Linked DNA regions of Mus musculus: region 2 is linked to region 1. The links are chromatin loops, found by intact Hi-C in ENCODE. Cell type or tissue: heart. All regions are shown on one strand.

Evidence for each region. Hi-C counts contacts between places; a loop is a spot of excess contacts. Peaks named below come from ENCODE experiments on the same cell type or tissue, not always from the same donor. Only the 100,000 strongest peaks of a DNase experiment are listed, where the experiment ranks them.
Region 2: it touches region 1 in a loop (3-fold over the local background); 4 of 42 quality-filtered maps call a loop at or near these places.

The regions. Positions count from the first base shown.
Region 1 is chr15:81,023,770-81,031,769 of GRCm38, reverse strand. Mrtfa (myocardin related transcription factor A) reads left to right here. Exons shown (of 14, transcript NM_001082536.2): 4 at 5,053-5,108. Among named protein-coding and RNA genes, the nearest start is that of Sgsm3, 50 kb to the right of the region's middle. In heart, no CTCF peak of the experiment used is centred here; DNase peaks (open chromatin) are centred at 39, 4,059 and 4,669; H3K27ac peaks cover 1,677 bases.
Region 2 is chr15:81,298,999-81,306,998 of GRCm38, reverse strand. No RefSeq gene overlaps it. Among named protein-coding and RNA genes, the nearest start is that of Gm52179, 42 kb to the right of the region's middle. In heart, a CTCF peak has its summit at 4,729 (motif pointing right); no DNase peak of the experiment used is centred here.

The DNA of each region.
Region 1 (8,000 bases):
AGCCGCACACTTGCCTTTGCTCAGAGGGTCACTAGGTCCCTAGGGGGGAGAACGGGTCAAGAGCTGCCCCTTGCCACCAGAAATATGTATTCCTAACACTCTGGTGTCTACATGGGTCATAAGGGCCTTCTCCACACAGAGACTGCCTTCCTGGAGTTCTGAGAACATGAACTTGGGATGAGTAATGTCCTGGACCTTCCCAGCAAAGCTTTAAGACAGCAAGGAGGGAGGGATAGACCCCACGATGAGCGCATCCCTCCTGGCTGGACACTTAGTCTGTGCTTTCTGACTACCAAAGGCCAGGATTTTTAAACCCATCTTAGCTTTTCTCTACCTCCCTGTGTCTAGTCTCCTTGCCATGGAAGGAAGGTCGGTGATTTGGGCTCTCCTGTGCCACTTGATCCTACATCAAGAAAGCCTGGGGCTTTACCTGCATCATCTTACTTCTCCGTCACCAAGTCACACTCTAGTGTGCTTTAACAAAGCTGGCTGGACAAACACAATAGCTGCCCAGCCTCAACCCCAGGGACTCTGACCCCTCCCACGTGGGCCTGGTACATGGTGGCTGGAAGTCCTCACAGGCCTGAAGGAGGAGCGGTTGCCCTCTCCTCCGCCTGCCTGGCAGAAAGGGCGATTGAAAGGGCCACGCCTGTTGTCAGGAAGTAGAATTCAGAATGGCAGAGAGAGAGAGCAACCTTAGCTAGGCTGCCATGGGCCAAAGGACCAACATGCTGCACAGTGTTAGTTGAAGGAAGAAGGGGAGGCGGATGACTGCCTGGGAGGGATCCACCCTCCATGGTCACTGCTGCTCAGCCAGTGTTGGTTTCATCATATAAAACTGGAACGGTCCTTAGGGACCAAGATGTCGTTGTTATAAACGGATAGGACTTTGTCATTGCTATCGTGAGTTCTCCGGGTCATTCCTCACTCTTCTGCCCTCGCCTCATCCATCCTGGCCTGTCTAGTGTACGGCTGCTCCACAGTGAGCAAGCCCTAGTTTTCACGCTACAGTCTTCTGGGTCTGAAAGCCCTGGAGTCTCTCAGATGGGTCTGTAAGTCCTTCTTCTGTGTGCCTGTACCCTTGCTTGTGGCTGTGGTCAAGCCTGCCTTTCCACGTGGCCCACAGTCAGGTCTACATCTAACTAGTACATCTGATTGGTGCAACCTTGACATAACACCCCACCTTCACCCTGCACCAATCGAAGTTCTTTGTTTTTTTGAAGAAGTTGAGAAACTAAGTCAGAGAAGCAGAAAGACCTCTCTTCAGAATAACAGAATTAGGTTGTAACCATTTTCTAGTTTCTAGTTTTTTCTAACTCTTCTGAGCCTATTAAATGGAACATTACCTATCGCAGGCATGTGTGCTCCTGTGTGTGCAGGTACACACGAGAGGACAACCTCATGCATTGGCCTCCCCTTTCACCTGGAGCAGTGGCTCCTAACCCTTCTGATGCTGTGGCCCTTTAATTCAGTTTCTCGTGTTGCAACCCACAGCCATAAAACCATTTCCATTGCTGCTTCATAACTGTAATTTTGCTTCTGTTATGAACTGTTTTGTAAATATTAGGAGACCCCTGTGAAAGAGTTTTCAACATCCCCCAAGGGGGTCAGTTATGACCCACAGGCTGAGAGCCACTCACCTGGAAGCAAGATTACCTCTTGTTTGCCACTGTGCACCAGGCCACCCGGCCTGTGAGCCTCTCCTGTCTCTACCCCCCAGCTCACCATAGGGCACTGCGGTTAGAGAGTGCTCATAGGCCTGCACTCACATGGGTGTTGAAGGCTGGACTTACACATGCGTGGCAAGTGCTCTACTCAACAAGCCTTCTCTGCAGCCCTCCTTAGGTAAAATGCTAAATTAGCTAGCGTGTTCGAATATCTGAGCTAGCAGCTGGGCACGGTGCTACAGCCTGTGACCCCAGCACTTTTGAGCTGAGGCCGAAGATCGTCCTGAGTTTGAATGTAGCTTAGGCCACAAGAATTCATTGAGCATATGTATCAAAAGATGGCCTAGTCGGCCATCACTGCAAAGAGAGGCCCATTGGACTTGCAAACTTTATATGCCCCAGTACAGGGGAACGCCAGGGCCAAAAAGGGGGAGTGGGTGGGTAGGGGATTGGGGGGGTGGGTATGGGGGACCTTTGGGATAGCATTGAAAATGTAAATGAGGAAAATACCTAATTAAAAAAAACTGAAAAAAAAAAAAAGGATAGACAACTGTAAGTCATGTATGCAGCAAAAAAAAAAAAAAAAGAATTCATTGAGACCACATCTGGGAAAACAAAACCAAAAACAACAAACCCAATCTGACCCAATCCCTGCCATATAAGCAAGCATTCAGTGGGTATCATTTTCTGTCTTGCTGGAGTGAGAGATGCCCTTAGGTCAGTGGGTTCAGAATCTGTATCCACCATGGCCCTTTGACCTCTCACCGTCATGCAGTGGTGGCAGCTGTCATTGGTACATAAAGATGAACCACCCCTGTGTCAGGCTGTCTGTGCTGTGAGACATGCTTCCGGAAGCCGGGTTTGTCATTACCCCTGGGGTTGCAAGGATAGGATGTTCAGGTAGCCAGGGCTTAGACAATCATCTGTGTCTGCAGCCAGGCCCAGCCAGCCCGAGAGAATAAGCTAGTGACTTGGCTAAGCCGCGCTTGTGGCAGCAGTGCATCCCATGAGACAGTGGGTGCGTGCTTTTTGGGTTTTGTTCTTATTTATTAGTATGTTGGCAGGGTCTCTCTACATAACCTTGACTATCCTGGAACTCATTGTAGACCAAGCTGCCCTAGAACTCGTAGAGACCCTCCTGCCTCTGCCTCCCGAGTGCTGGGATAAAAGGTGTGCATCACCGCACTCAGCCTGATTCTTTCAAAATAGAGTTGGCTGGGCAGTGGTGGCGCACACCTTTAATTGCAGCACTTGGGAGGCAAAGCCAAGTAGATCTCTGAGTTCAAGGCCAGCCTGGACTACAGAGCTATTCCCAGTGTGGCCATGGCTAAACAGAGAAACCCTGTTTGGAAAAATTAATTAATAAGGGAGAGAAAGGGAGAGGGAGTTTGTGTGTGTAGATGCGTGTACATGCATGTAGATGCCTCAGAAGCTAGTAGCAGGGACATTGGGTCCCCTGAAGCTGGGGTGATCGACTATCACGAGCTGCCTGAAGTAACTGCTGAGCCATCTCTCTAGCCCCAGTGATGGGAGTCTTTGTTCCAGGAGGTGGGCAGAGTCTCAGTCTCCAAAAAAGTAGTCATAAGCTGAATTGTCCCAAGAGTTGTTAGGACCCTGTAATGGGACTCAGATCCTTCAACACAGGAACTTTTCCAGGTTTCTAACTCTGAATCTGAACTCTAGGACCTGACAGTTAACCTGAGGTTTCAAGCTATAGTACAGAGCCCTCTTGCTGACCACATAGAACCCTCTTACAGACACCCGATAGCAGCTTACTGAATGAGTGACTATAGGGCGGCTCTGTTGTGTGAGAGAGAGATGTGGCATACTCCTGTGTTGTGAGAGAGAGAGAGATGTGGCATGCTCTTGTGTTGTGTGAGAGAGAGATGTGGCATGCTCCTGTGTTGTGAGAAGGAGAGAGATGTGGCATGCTCCTGTGTTGTGTGAGAGAGAGAGATGTGGCATGCTCCTGTGTTATGTGAGAGAGAGAGATGTGGCATGCTCCTGTGTTGTGAGAGAGAGAGATGTGGCATGCTCCTGTGTTGTGTGAGAGAGAGAGAGAGAGAGATGTGGCATGCTCCTGTGTTGTGTGAGAGAGATGGGGCATGCTCCTGTGGGCTTGTTGTCCCAGCGTTGTGGGAGGGAGTGGTGCTAGCCTGTCACTCTCAGACCACACTCCTGCTTCCAGGCCCTGAAAGCCAACTTTGGTCCAGTGCATTCTTGCACAGTGGAACCAGGAATGAGGGCGGGCTTCCTTCCCTTGGGGCAGCCTGGGCGGTTCCCTGAATGGGTTCTCTAGCTGTGCAGGTTGAGGAGAGAACCTGTACTGGTTTGTCTTGAGGGTGTCTGCTGAGTCTAGAGCTCCCCCTGCTGTCAGAAAATGGAAGGGCTCACATGGCCTTACCGTTTTCTCTCCTATTATTACTATTTTTAACATTGTCTTTAATCTAAACAAAACTGCTGCCAGGATGGTGAAGCTCCTCTGAGCATGCTCCCAGGAGGCCCACCCCTGGGAATGGAGGGGCGGAAGCACAGAGGCCAGGCAGGATAGGTCCTATCTGTGTCTTGCTACTTTTAGTGGCTCCCACCACAGGCCTGGAAGGTTATCTTTGCACACAGTCTCACACTGTCTGCAGCCTTGGGCAGCAGAACTGAAACCGACCACAGCCTCACATGCTTCTCACCTACTGCCATTGCTCCCTAGCGAAGGGAGCCACACGCCCCCTGTCCTCCCCGGCGTCTTAAGTTGTCATGTGTCGCCTTACAAGAGACTTGGAGTGCTCATGCTGCATTTGCAGAGGAGCTGTGGCCGGGCTTACCATTAGTGACAGAAGCTCAGCAGACCCCAGAATGGGACCCAGCTTTCACGAGGGTCAGCCAACAATGACTGAAATTTTCATAGTTCTCAAAGATAAACCTGAGAGTCATTCTAACCAAGCCGTTAGTCCCGGCTGAGCAAAGATGCTGCCCTGTGAGGGGTCGGGCCTCTGCTTTCACCTCCCTATGTGGCCACTGCAATTTCTAATAAGACAGAAAAAGTGTGGTGGGTGCAGCTCACAGATCTGCCCAAGCCAGGCAGTCATGGAGCTAACTGGTGGGATGGAGAATGGTGTAGCACTGAGCCAAAGGTCAAGAGGTCCTGCTGTCCCCAGGGGTCTCAGAGTGACCAGCCATAAAGACACATGCTTGTTGGGTGCCAGGTGGCATTTCTCGCCTGCAGTGGTAGTGCTGTACATGGAGTGTCACTAGGAGGTGGGTTCTGCTGCTGTTTGGGGTTTTGGTTCTGGGACTGAGCCCAGGGGCTTGCCTGTGCCATGCAGGCACTCCAGCACAGAGCTAGCCTCAGTCTCTAAATGTAATTCTTTTATGGTTCTTTTCTCAACAGCTTTGAAAAGCCCCGCTGCATTTCATGAGCAGAGAAGAAGCCTGGAGCGGGCCAGGGTAAGGCTCCCTCCTCACCCCCACCCCCCACCCCCGACCTGCAGAGTACACCGTCAGCACCAGCCAACTGCGTTTCCTTCCAGTCTAGCACAGCTTTGGGGTCAGCCCTCACCTTGTAGCTCTACTCTAGGTTTCTACTATAAAACCTTGGCCTTTCCTGTTTCTCCCCTCCCCCCCCCAGCCACTCTCCCTGGTAGAATATAGACAGAGTGAGACTCTCTTTTTAGTACCTTGGAGGCCTTGTGAAGGTCACCAGAGCTCCCTCCCCAAACCTGGCCTAAAGACGTCTCATCTTCCCTCCACCGACTCCATTTAGGCTCACGTAGGTGATCTGCACCAGTCCTGCCCATGGCTGCTCCACTCGAGAGCACACTGCCCACAGCCTATGGGCTCCAGGGAACCTCCATCTCCACCTGCCCCAAAGCAGCCAGCATCCACTTCTGCCCTTGTAAAGCAGACCTGGCGTGCAAAAGCCACACTTTCTGCTGAAGCACTGTAGTTGCAGCCTTGTCCCCTCCTTTTCAGTTCCCTCTACTCCCCCCTCCCCAGCAATGTCCTGTGCTTGCTGTGGGTGGAGACGGGGAGGGAGCAGCTTATGGTTCCCCTAGTGCCCCCACTGGACTGCTTTTTTCTCTATAGAAAATCAAGATTAACTCTTAGGGAGTAGGAAGAGCGGAAATCAGGGTGGGAAACTGAGAAACAGAAGCAGTAACAAACCATTTGCTTGCTTACTTCCATTTGCTTGGAGACAGAGAAGGCCCAGCGGGGAGTAAGGTCAGCATTTGCAGCCAGGCAGATTAGCTCCGAGTACAGTGGGCCCTGGTTAGACACCACTGTCTTACTGAGCATAGCTGTGTGTGTGTGTGTGTGTGTGTGTGTGTGTGTGTGTGTGTGAGGGTGTGAGGTTGAGCTCATTTTGTATTTATCCACACAGGAACCCTCACAAGTTAGATGCAGCTGTCCTTGGTTTTTGGTTTGGTTTGGTTTTTGAGACAAGGTTTCTCTGTGTAGCCCTGGCTGTCCTGGAACTCACTCTTTAGACCAGGCTGGCCTCCAACTCAGAGATCCGCCTGCCTCCTGAGTGTTAGGATTAAAGGCGTGTGCTCCACTCACCTCCTGGTGTACACCATGGTTTCTAGATGCAGCAGAAGCTAGCTAATCTGTCCAGCTAGAAAGCAGTAAAGCTGGAACTCAAACCTAGGTCTGTGGAGCCCAGACTTATTACATTTCGTGTGTGTGTGTGTGTGTGTGTGTGTGTGTGTGTGTGTGTGCGCGCGCGCGCGCACTCGAGATCAGAAAACAACTTACAAGAGTTCTCTCCTGGGCTGGTGAGATGGCTCAGTGGGTAAGAGCACCCGACTGCTCTTCCAAAGGTCTGGAGTTCAAATCCCAGCAACCACATGGTGGCTCACAACCATCCGTAACGAGATCTGACGCCCTCTTCTGGTGTGTCTGAAGACAGCTACAGTGTACTTATATATAATAAATAAATAAATCTTTTAAAAAAAAAAAAAAAAAAAAAAAAAAGAGTTCTCTCCTTTCATCATGCAGGTCCTGGGGATCACACTAAAGTCCATTTCAGCAACCATGTATATGTATATATGTATATAACCATATATATGTTTGGTTATATATGCAAAATAATTTTATTTCCTCACATGCGGTAAATATATTCATCTAACAAGTGCATATCTTGCACATCTGTTCACAGATGATGTCAAAATTACAATACTGGGCTTAATAGTTAAGCATGCACTGAACTGTCTTAATTAGATATGAAAAGTGAGTGTATTGGACTGGTCGCAGCATAGCTTGCCTTACTCAGTGATAGCAATGAGAAAAGTTGTTAGTTCTGCATCTGAGTAAGAGCGTGGCCTGCGCGTGTGCGGCGGGAAAGCTCCGCATGCGATCCCAGTCATGCCACAGCTCCCCACGTCTGTGACTCCAGTTCAGACAGCATCTCGGGAGACGCATCCCTGGTGGCTGCGGCCCAGGTCCCACAGGAGCTCTTGGATGCAGCTTTGGGTGACCATCAGCTGCTTGTGTTTTCCAGCCCCAGCAGTGCCTGCCTTCAGTGGCATCAGCTAAAAGTCCTTTCTTTACCTTCTGCACCAGGAGCAGACTGGTTCTCCTTAGTAGCTTGTGGGTAGCCAGGCCCGAGCCAGTGGACATCCCTGGAAGATTGACTGTTTGTTATAAAAGCCATGACTCAGACCCATTGAGACGAGAGGTGTATTTGAATGGGAGTAGCCTCTCTGGTGGGTTCTCCCAGCACCTGCCCTCTGCTCGCTACAGATGGGCTGATGTACCCAGACCCCGCAGCTGCTTTCTGCATCTTTAGGCTCAGGCCACAGGGTCCTGGGGCCACAGCCAGCAGCATGAGAACCAGGCTGATCTCTGCTGTAAATGATGTGCCACAGTAACTTCTTTCCGACCCTGGCCCATCCTGTCCTCTCCTTTCGTAGGCCGTTGCAGAGGCGAGGAGCCTCAGAATTAGCCTTCAGCGGCGGGGGCTCGGTGCTGCTGAGGGAGTGGTGTAGTTCTCCCAGCATCTGATGAATGCAGAAATGAGGACATGGGACTTTAAGGAACTAGAGCTCTGACACCATGTATCAAAATTAGTATTGCATTTGGCAGTCATTCAGACTGAATTGAAAAGACTCTTGAGATCACGCAATGCGAGGTTTTTGAAACAGGACATAAAATTGCATCCACAGTGATTACTCCTCTGCAGAACCAAACTCCATGAAAGAAGGGCTGGAGACAGCAGACTCACTGCTCTGCTGACATGAAATAGGTGACTGTCTTGTTTTCTGATTTTAAGTAGTGTAAGTATTAAGTTTTAAATACATACAGCGGTGGCCTGAGAGATGCAGCTGCAAGCTGATGTGT
Region 2 (8,000 bases), 280 kb before region 1:
CGGAGGTTAAGAACGTGCACTGCTCTTGCAGAGAAAGCATCTAAACCTGGTTCCTTGAACCCACGACTGACAGCTTATATAACTGCCTGTGACTCCAGCCCATCTTTGGACACTTGAGCATGCGTGCACATGCTCACACGCAGAGACACGCACATATACGTAATTTAAAAGAAACCTTTTCTAAAGGGCTGGGAGTACAGCTCAGTAATGGAGCGCCTGACCCACAAAAACAAAACAGTGGTCATCATATCAAATCTCCCTGCACAGTCTCACCTCTGAATCCACAGGCCAGTGCAGTTCTTAGACCTTGTCCTGGTCAAAGTGCAAGAATAAGTGACTGGAGTGCTCAGACACAAATGGAATGTCTATATCACACACACACACACACACACACACACACACACACACACATGCATGCACACACACATATACTCGCACTATACACATATATACACTGAAGCTCAGAGACTAGCAGGGAAGAAGGGATAGAAAGGTTAGAAAGTTGGAGAGGACCAGAGGGAAACTGGTTTTGGAGGTAGCAAGATCACTGCACTCACAGAAGACGGATCCAGTCCAACATGCTAACATGGTATGGGGAGGGATTCATCAGCCCCGACCCCTAGCTGAGAAGCTATGGTTGGTATTTTTTTAGGTTTCTGTCTTCTTTTGTTTGTTTTCTTCTGGGGCTTTTTGTTTGTTACTGTTGTCTTTGAGTCAGGGTCTTGCTATGTAGACCAGGTTGGCCTTAAACTAAAAGAAATGAAGTTGGGGCAGAGTAGATAGGTGGAGGTGAGAGGGAGCTTGTGGTGAATATTAGTAAAATACGGTGTATGGGGCTGAAGAGATGGCTCAGCGATTTAGAGCACTGGTTACTCTTCTAGAGGACCCATTTGACTCTCAGTACCCACATGCTGGCTCACAACTGTCTGTAACTCTAGTCCCAGGCCCTCTTCTGGCCTCCTTGGGTAGGCAGTGTGCATGTTGTGGAGGCCAGAGAGCAATATGTCCTTCACTCCTTCCACTGTGTGGGACCTGGGACTGAACTCAGGTGGTCAGAGCCATCTCACACACCCGTGGTGTGGACTGCTTCTGGCTGAAGATGAAGCGGATTGCTTTCCATTTGAATCTATCTTAATTAAAGGGCCTTTCCATTGTAGTTAAGGAGATGGCTCATTGGGTAAGAGAGCCAGAAGTCCAGGTCCCCAGAAGTCCTATGACAACCAAGGTACAGTGGCATATGCCTGTTTTCTCAGAAAATAAGGGGGAGAGAGACTGAGAAAGACACCTAGCACTTCTTGACTTCTTGGCCTCCACGCTCACCTGCATGTACACACATACACACACACATGTGCACACACATACACAGAGTTTACATTTTTACTGTACTGTGGTGTTTTCAGCTTTCAGCTTTCTTTAATTAGTTCATACTTTTTGAGACAGAGTCTCCATATAGCTTAGACTGACTTAAGATACTTGATCCCCCTGCCTCTGCCTTCCAGGGGCAGGGATTACATGCACACAGCATCGCATGGCTTCAGTTTGCTTTTATTCAACCTTTAAACACTCATTAGATTTTTGCTTTATAGGCAGCTACCCTGTGCCAGATGCTGGCTGCTCCGGGTGTATCTCATCCTTGTTTGTTTTAGAGTCTGGAGCCCGTTCGTAGAGTGGATGGCCAGCCAGTGAGTAGTCCCTGTGGGTGCCATATGGAGGGCTTTATCACATTGTCGGTTCTGGTTTTGAGACTAATGCTCTGCTCGTGTATTTAAAAAACCAGTTTTTTTTAAATTATTTGCCATATGCAAGTGCCTTGCCAGTTTCTGGGACTGGAGAGATGAATAATATTCAGGCTCTGCCCTTCTAATTCATTATTCAGTGTGGGAGTCAGACAGACGACTACAGCTTAGACTGCTTCCGCAGAGAAGTTTGATGAAAAAATGTTTTGTAAACGTTCAAGTCATTTTGTGGGGTTGGAGCGATGGCTCAGTGGCTAAGAGAATTTGCTGCTCTTCCAGAGGCCCTGAGTTCAGCTCCCAGCACCTACACTGGGCAGCCCATAGCCACACATAACTCCAGCTCCGGGGGTCCAGTGCTCTCTTTTGGCTTTTGTGTATATGGACACTGCACACATGTGGCATGTGCACATGCAAGAATACATGTGTGTGCCCATGTGTGCATGTTTGTTCGTGCACACACTCACTCACACACACACAGACAGAGAGACAGAGAGAGAGAGTGAGAGAGAGGATTTTTTTCTGGTTTTTCAAGTCAGGTTTTCTCTGTATAGCCTTGGCTGTCTTAGAACCTCCTCTGTAGATCAAGTTGGCCTCAGACTCAGAAATCTGCTTGCCTCTGCCTCTTGAGTGCTGGAACTAAAGGCCTGTGCCACCACCACCTGCCTTAATTTTATTATTATTATTATTATTATTATTATTATTATTATGTGTGTGTATAGGTGCTTGGGTTGTGTGTTTGTCTATATACCCTGTGCACACTGAGGCCAGAAGAGGGCATCAAATCACTAGAACTGGATGGAGTTCTAGAAGGTCGTGAGGTACTGAGTAGATGCTGGGAATTGAACCCAGGTCCTCTGGAACAGCAGTCAGGTCTCTTAATTCCCCAGCCTCCTCCCCAGCCACTACATCACTGTTAGCTTGAGAGGCAGGAGCTAACTCTGTCATGGACTTTGAGGTGAGAAGGTGAAGTTTGCCCTGGGAACACACCGAGCTGCGAGCGGTTAGGTGGAGGCTTGTCTGACGGAGGAAGTGGAGAGTGTTTGTCAGTTAGAAATTTTCTCTACATGAATCTGAACCAAACCCAGAAGCCTTCCAGCCTAGGCCTGAGCATTGAGAGGAGGTTGAATAGAGGAGAGGAAAGAGCTCTGGACCACTTCCTGCACCGAGGGAAGAGCCAGTCCGCAACCCCATGTTTCTTAACCGGCTTGTTTACACTTAGAATTGAGTCTAATAAGATGATGATGTCCTTGAGCTCATCAAGTAATTAAAATTTTAAATTAAGTGTAACATGGACTGTTTCGTTTTCCCTATATAAGATCAACCCGCAAAACCAGCTTAGGTTTCCTGTAACCATCGTCCTTGGCCGGGCTGGCCATTCTGGTGTGAGGGGGGTTGTAGGGGTTTTGTGTTTTTGTTATGGTTTGCTTTGTTTAGTTTTGATTTTTGTTTTTCAAGACAGGGTCTCTCTGTGTAGCCCCAGCTATCCTGGAACTTGCTCTATAGACCAGGCTGGCCTCAGAAATCTACCTGCCCCCACCTCCCAAGTGCTGGGATTAAAGGCATGTGCCACACTGCCAGGCAGAGGTTTGTAGTTTTTAAGACAGGGTCTCACCAGGTCAACTGGACTGGCCTGCAGCATACAATGCAGAGAAGACAGAAGCCCGTGCCTGGGGTGCCCTGGGCCTGCACCTCCCACTTCCCTGATGACTCATTTGCATTCAGTGTCCCTCACTGAGCAGTGTGGACATCCTCTCTTCATGTCTGCTTGCGGATCTGCAGGAGAAATCCCACTGTAAGAGGAATGGGTAGAAAGGTGCAGGACTGAGGGCTGGGCTGTGTGTACTATGTGGCTTTGCTCTCCCCAACGATCCTGCAGAGGGTATAAATGCTACAACGATCAGTAGCTGAAAGTTCTCACCCAGTGGGAGTAGCTGAGACTGGAGACTGTCTGTCTACTAAACTAGGTCATAACAGTAGCTACCGTTCATTAGGCACCACCTGCTTACGTTGGTGTCCCAGGACCTTATGTGTGTCTTTACTGAATCCTGCAGAGCCCAAAGCCCCTGTACTTCCCACACTTCTGCCTTTTGAGCTTTGCTTCCACCGGTCTGCACAACTACCCATGTCACGTGACTTTGTTAGATTGCAATTTCTTCCTGTTGGGATTCTTCATTATACTGCCCCACCACCACCAACTTCTCCACAGGTGCCCCAGGCTAGCCTCAAACTCACTGTGGTGATCTGACCGAGACTGTCTCCCATAGGCTCACAGGCGTGAATTCTTGGTCTCCAGTTGGTGGAACTGTTTGGGAAGGATTAGGTGTGCCCTTGTTGGAGGGAGGGAGTCCCTGGGGCCAGGCTTCAAGGTTTCAAAAGTCTCCGCATTTTCAGTATGTTCCCTGTCTCCTGCTCTTGGATCAAGATGTGAGCTCTTATCTGTCCCTCCCTCTGTGCCTTTGCTCTGCCATGGTGAACTCCAATTCCCTCCCCATCCCCTCCCCAGGGCTGAATTAAGGCTAACGAAAGCCCTTCTTTTCCAAGTTGCCTTGGTCATGGTGTTTTGTCATGGCAACAGAAAGTCAAGAATAACCTTGAACTTTGGCTCCGCCTCCCTCACCCTCTGAAGTACTGGAGTTACTGTTGGGTCGACCATGACCACGCCTACGCCTTGTTTACATGGTGCTGGGGAACAGAGGGCTTCGGGTGTGCCAGGCAAACGTTCTAACTGAGCTGTCTCAACCCCTCTTTCTCACCTACTCATCTCTGATCCATGTGTTTGGTAATGAGCCTGTGTAGAAAGATGTGTGGTCACGAAGGTTATACATACTAAGGAGTTTTACAATTATGATTTCCGACTTTATAGAAGAGCTTCCTTTTAAGAGGGAAAACTGCCCGAGTGCTGGGACTTTTATGGTGGTTATGGTTGTTTTCTGAGCTTTTGTTTTGTTTAATTTTACTGTTGTAACTAAGGAAAATACTTCAAGCCACCAGAGGGCATTGTAGTTAACGTTGGGTGCTGGCTTCATTATAGCTCGTGGCCTCCAGAGGTGCCCGGTGAAATCTGCTTCCATGAAAAGAAGGACTTTCACATTTAATGAACAGCCTAAAGAGGATCGGTAGATTAAACTTGGAACAGGAGAGCTCGCATCCTTTGTATCTAGCAGAAGCAAAGGACAGAGTAGGTGGTGCCTCCTTCAAATGCTATTCTCTTCTTTATTCCTTTCCCCAAGCGTGTGCCTAAACTTTTTGAGTTGCCATCTATGATTGACAATCTTTCCTGAGCAGAAGGTAGGCTCAGGACCTCCCAATGGCAACAGAAATTGAAACTGACACGTGAAAGCCTGTCTCTCACCCATAGTGTCCACCTCTTTGTGGCCTTTATGGCTGCTAATAAAAATGTCTAACTTGAATGATGTACTGCTGGCACCCTCCATGTAGAAGCTGAAGCAGGCAGAAAAGCAACTGCGTCAAGCAAAGCCTTGTGGAGAATAGGTGGCGTTTCAACAGTTGAACACTACACTACTTCACGCCCCAGGTGGGAAATCCTTTGCTACTTTCCGTTCCTGTAGGCCACGTGGTTCTGCTCCATCTTCCTTCCACCTCTCTTCCTCTATCCTCCTCTCTCTCCTCTCTCTTCTCTCTCTCCTCATCTTCCCTTCCTCCTTTCTCTCTCTCCCTCTCTAAAACCTCCAGCCCCACCTTTCCCATCCACTGCCCAATCACAGGCTCTCGCCTTGATTTGCTTTATAAAATGGGCAGAAGGTTTGCCTGAAATCACCAGAGGGCGTGATCCACTCCTTGAGCCAGTCCCTCTTGAGGAAGCAGAATTAGCATCAAAGTACAAACAGCACCAGGGCAACGCACAACAGGAAACAGGTGATGAAACCACACAGTTTGGTCTTGTTCTTGACTACGGGCAAAAGCGTGCACTGTCGAGTGTGACGCTAGCTGTGGGTTTCCCAGAGCCTCCGTGTTGTTCCTTTGCAGGACTGTGCGCTTGCCTGCTCTGAGTCACCATGGGTGACCTGTCACCATGCTCAGGAACACACATTGATTGGAAGACTAGCCACAGATCTCCCAGCCCCCTGCCTTGCTCTAAGATGTCCTAACTTGCCACTTTGTTTTGTTTTTAACCATTTTATTAAATCATTCTCAAAATGTGGATGATCCCTGGCCACAGTAAATATAATAAGGTGTATATAATTCAGTTGTTGCTTTTTTTTTTTTTTTTTCCTTTCAAGTCAAGTTTCTCTATGTATCCCTAGCTGTTTTGGAACTCACTCTGTAAACCAGGCTGGCCTTGAACTCAGAGATCTGCTTGCTTTTACCTCCCAAGTGCTGGGATTAGAGGTGTGCACCACCACAGCCTGGCAAGTTGTTGCTTTAGCACATAGTCCTCACATGACTCTGCTGGCTGCCACAGGCAGCCACCCACAGTTGTCTCAGTCACCCACAATTGGCTGCTTTGTCCCTTAAGAGACTCACTCCAGACTGGGAAGGGATCAGGCTTGCCCAGGGCAGTATGGTCTGGACTTGCATTTCTGCATCTGCCTTTTTTGCAAACACGGGTTATGATTTTCCTAGGTGTTAATTATTAACATATTTCTTGCCGTCCGTGTGTCTGCATCTGAGAGCATCTTTGGCTTCCAGTGATTTGCTGAGAATCAGGCTGCCAGAGAAAACTTTAGATATTTCTACAAAGCAAAACAGGAAAGAATTCTCCTGGGCTAAAGTGCAAGGACTCTGCAAGACCTATCTGGGTGCGTATGTACCGCTAAGATCTCAGGCTCAGCTCTGTTCAGGATGAATGAGTTTGGTGGGAGGCAGCTCTATAATCTATGTAAAATTGTTGTTTTTTTTTTTTTTTCTTTTTGGGTGGCTTGTTTAGTCCCTTGTACCTCACCTATACCCAGATAATCATCTGATAATTGAATAACCAGCAGTTGTCACATTAATCTGTAGAATGGAGCACTAGGCAGCCACGAAAGAGAGCAAACCACAAGTCTGTGTGGCAGCAAGGACGAGCCACACCATGTGGAGCCACACTATGTGGAGCCACACACTACTATGTGGAGGAAAACAGGCACAACCTTGACTTGCTGTGTGGTTCCAACAAATCTCAAAAGCAGCATTAGAAATCAAAGCAGCACTCACATGTTGGGGAAGACAAGACGAAAGGAGGAGATGAAGGTAGACGTAGCAAGCCGATGCTAAGTCAAGGGAAACTGGCTGATGTCAATGGTGGTGCATGCTGGTACTCCTAGGGCTTGGGGAGCAGAGGCAGGAGGATCACTGTAAACAAGATCAGCCTGGTCGATGTACTCAGTTCCAGGCTACATAACAAAATCCTCTTTCAACAAAACTAAAATAAAAAGGGAAAAGGTCACGAGGCCTTTCAAATAGATTTCTAGTAGAAAACATGAAACAGTAGGAAATCTGAGGCAAGATGAGCCTGACTCAAAAGCATCATTGTGACGATGGCCAGAGTCACTACAAGACACTGACACATCCAGGCCAGCAAGGTGGCTCAGTGGGTAGAGGCCCTTGTCACCACCAAGCCTGATGAGTTCTGTCCTTGAACCCTCCTAGCAGGAGATAAATGACTCCCATGAGGTGTCTTCTGACCTCCACACGGGTGCTGTGGCTGCTCAAACCTACACCCATAGAAACTTACACACATGGCATGCTCATATCTATATCCATAGGAACTTACACAAACACATAAACATAATTTTTAAAAGTGAACAGGAGAAACTGACCGATTGGCCATCACTTGGACATCATAAAAGAATATTTGATGTTGCCGGGCATGGTGGCACACGCCTTTAATTCCAGCACTCGGGAGGCAGAGGCAGGCAGATTTCTGAGTTCGAGGCCAGCCTGGTCTACAAAGTGAGTTCCAGGACAGCCAGGGCTATAGAGAAACCCTGTCTCAAAAAAAAAAAAAAAAAAAAAAAAAAAATTGATGTCAATGTCTCACAGACCTTTACCTTGCGGCAACGTTGGAATTTATAATTACATCGTATACGATTACATGAATGTATCTGGTCATCACCCCATTTCCTGGCCCAGAAGTGTCAATGACCTGGCTCAGTAAAGGCACTTACATCTGAGACTGACCACTTGTTTCCAGCCCCTGGAACATACATGGTGGAGAAAAGCAACTACCCAATGCCAAGCCCAGCGTCCTAAGTTCAATCCCTAGGCCTCCCATGGTGGAAGGAGAAGGCTGATTCTTTAAAGCTGTCCTCTGAACTAGCATAC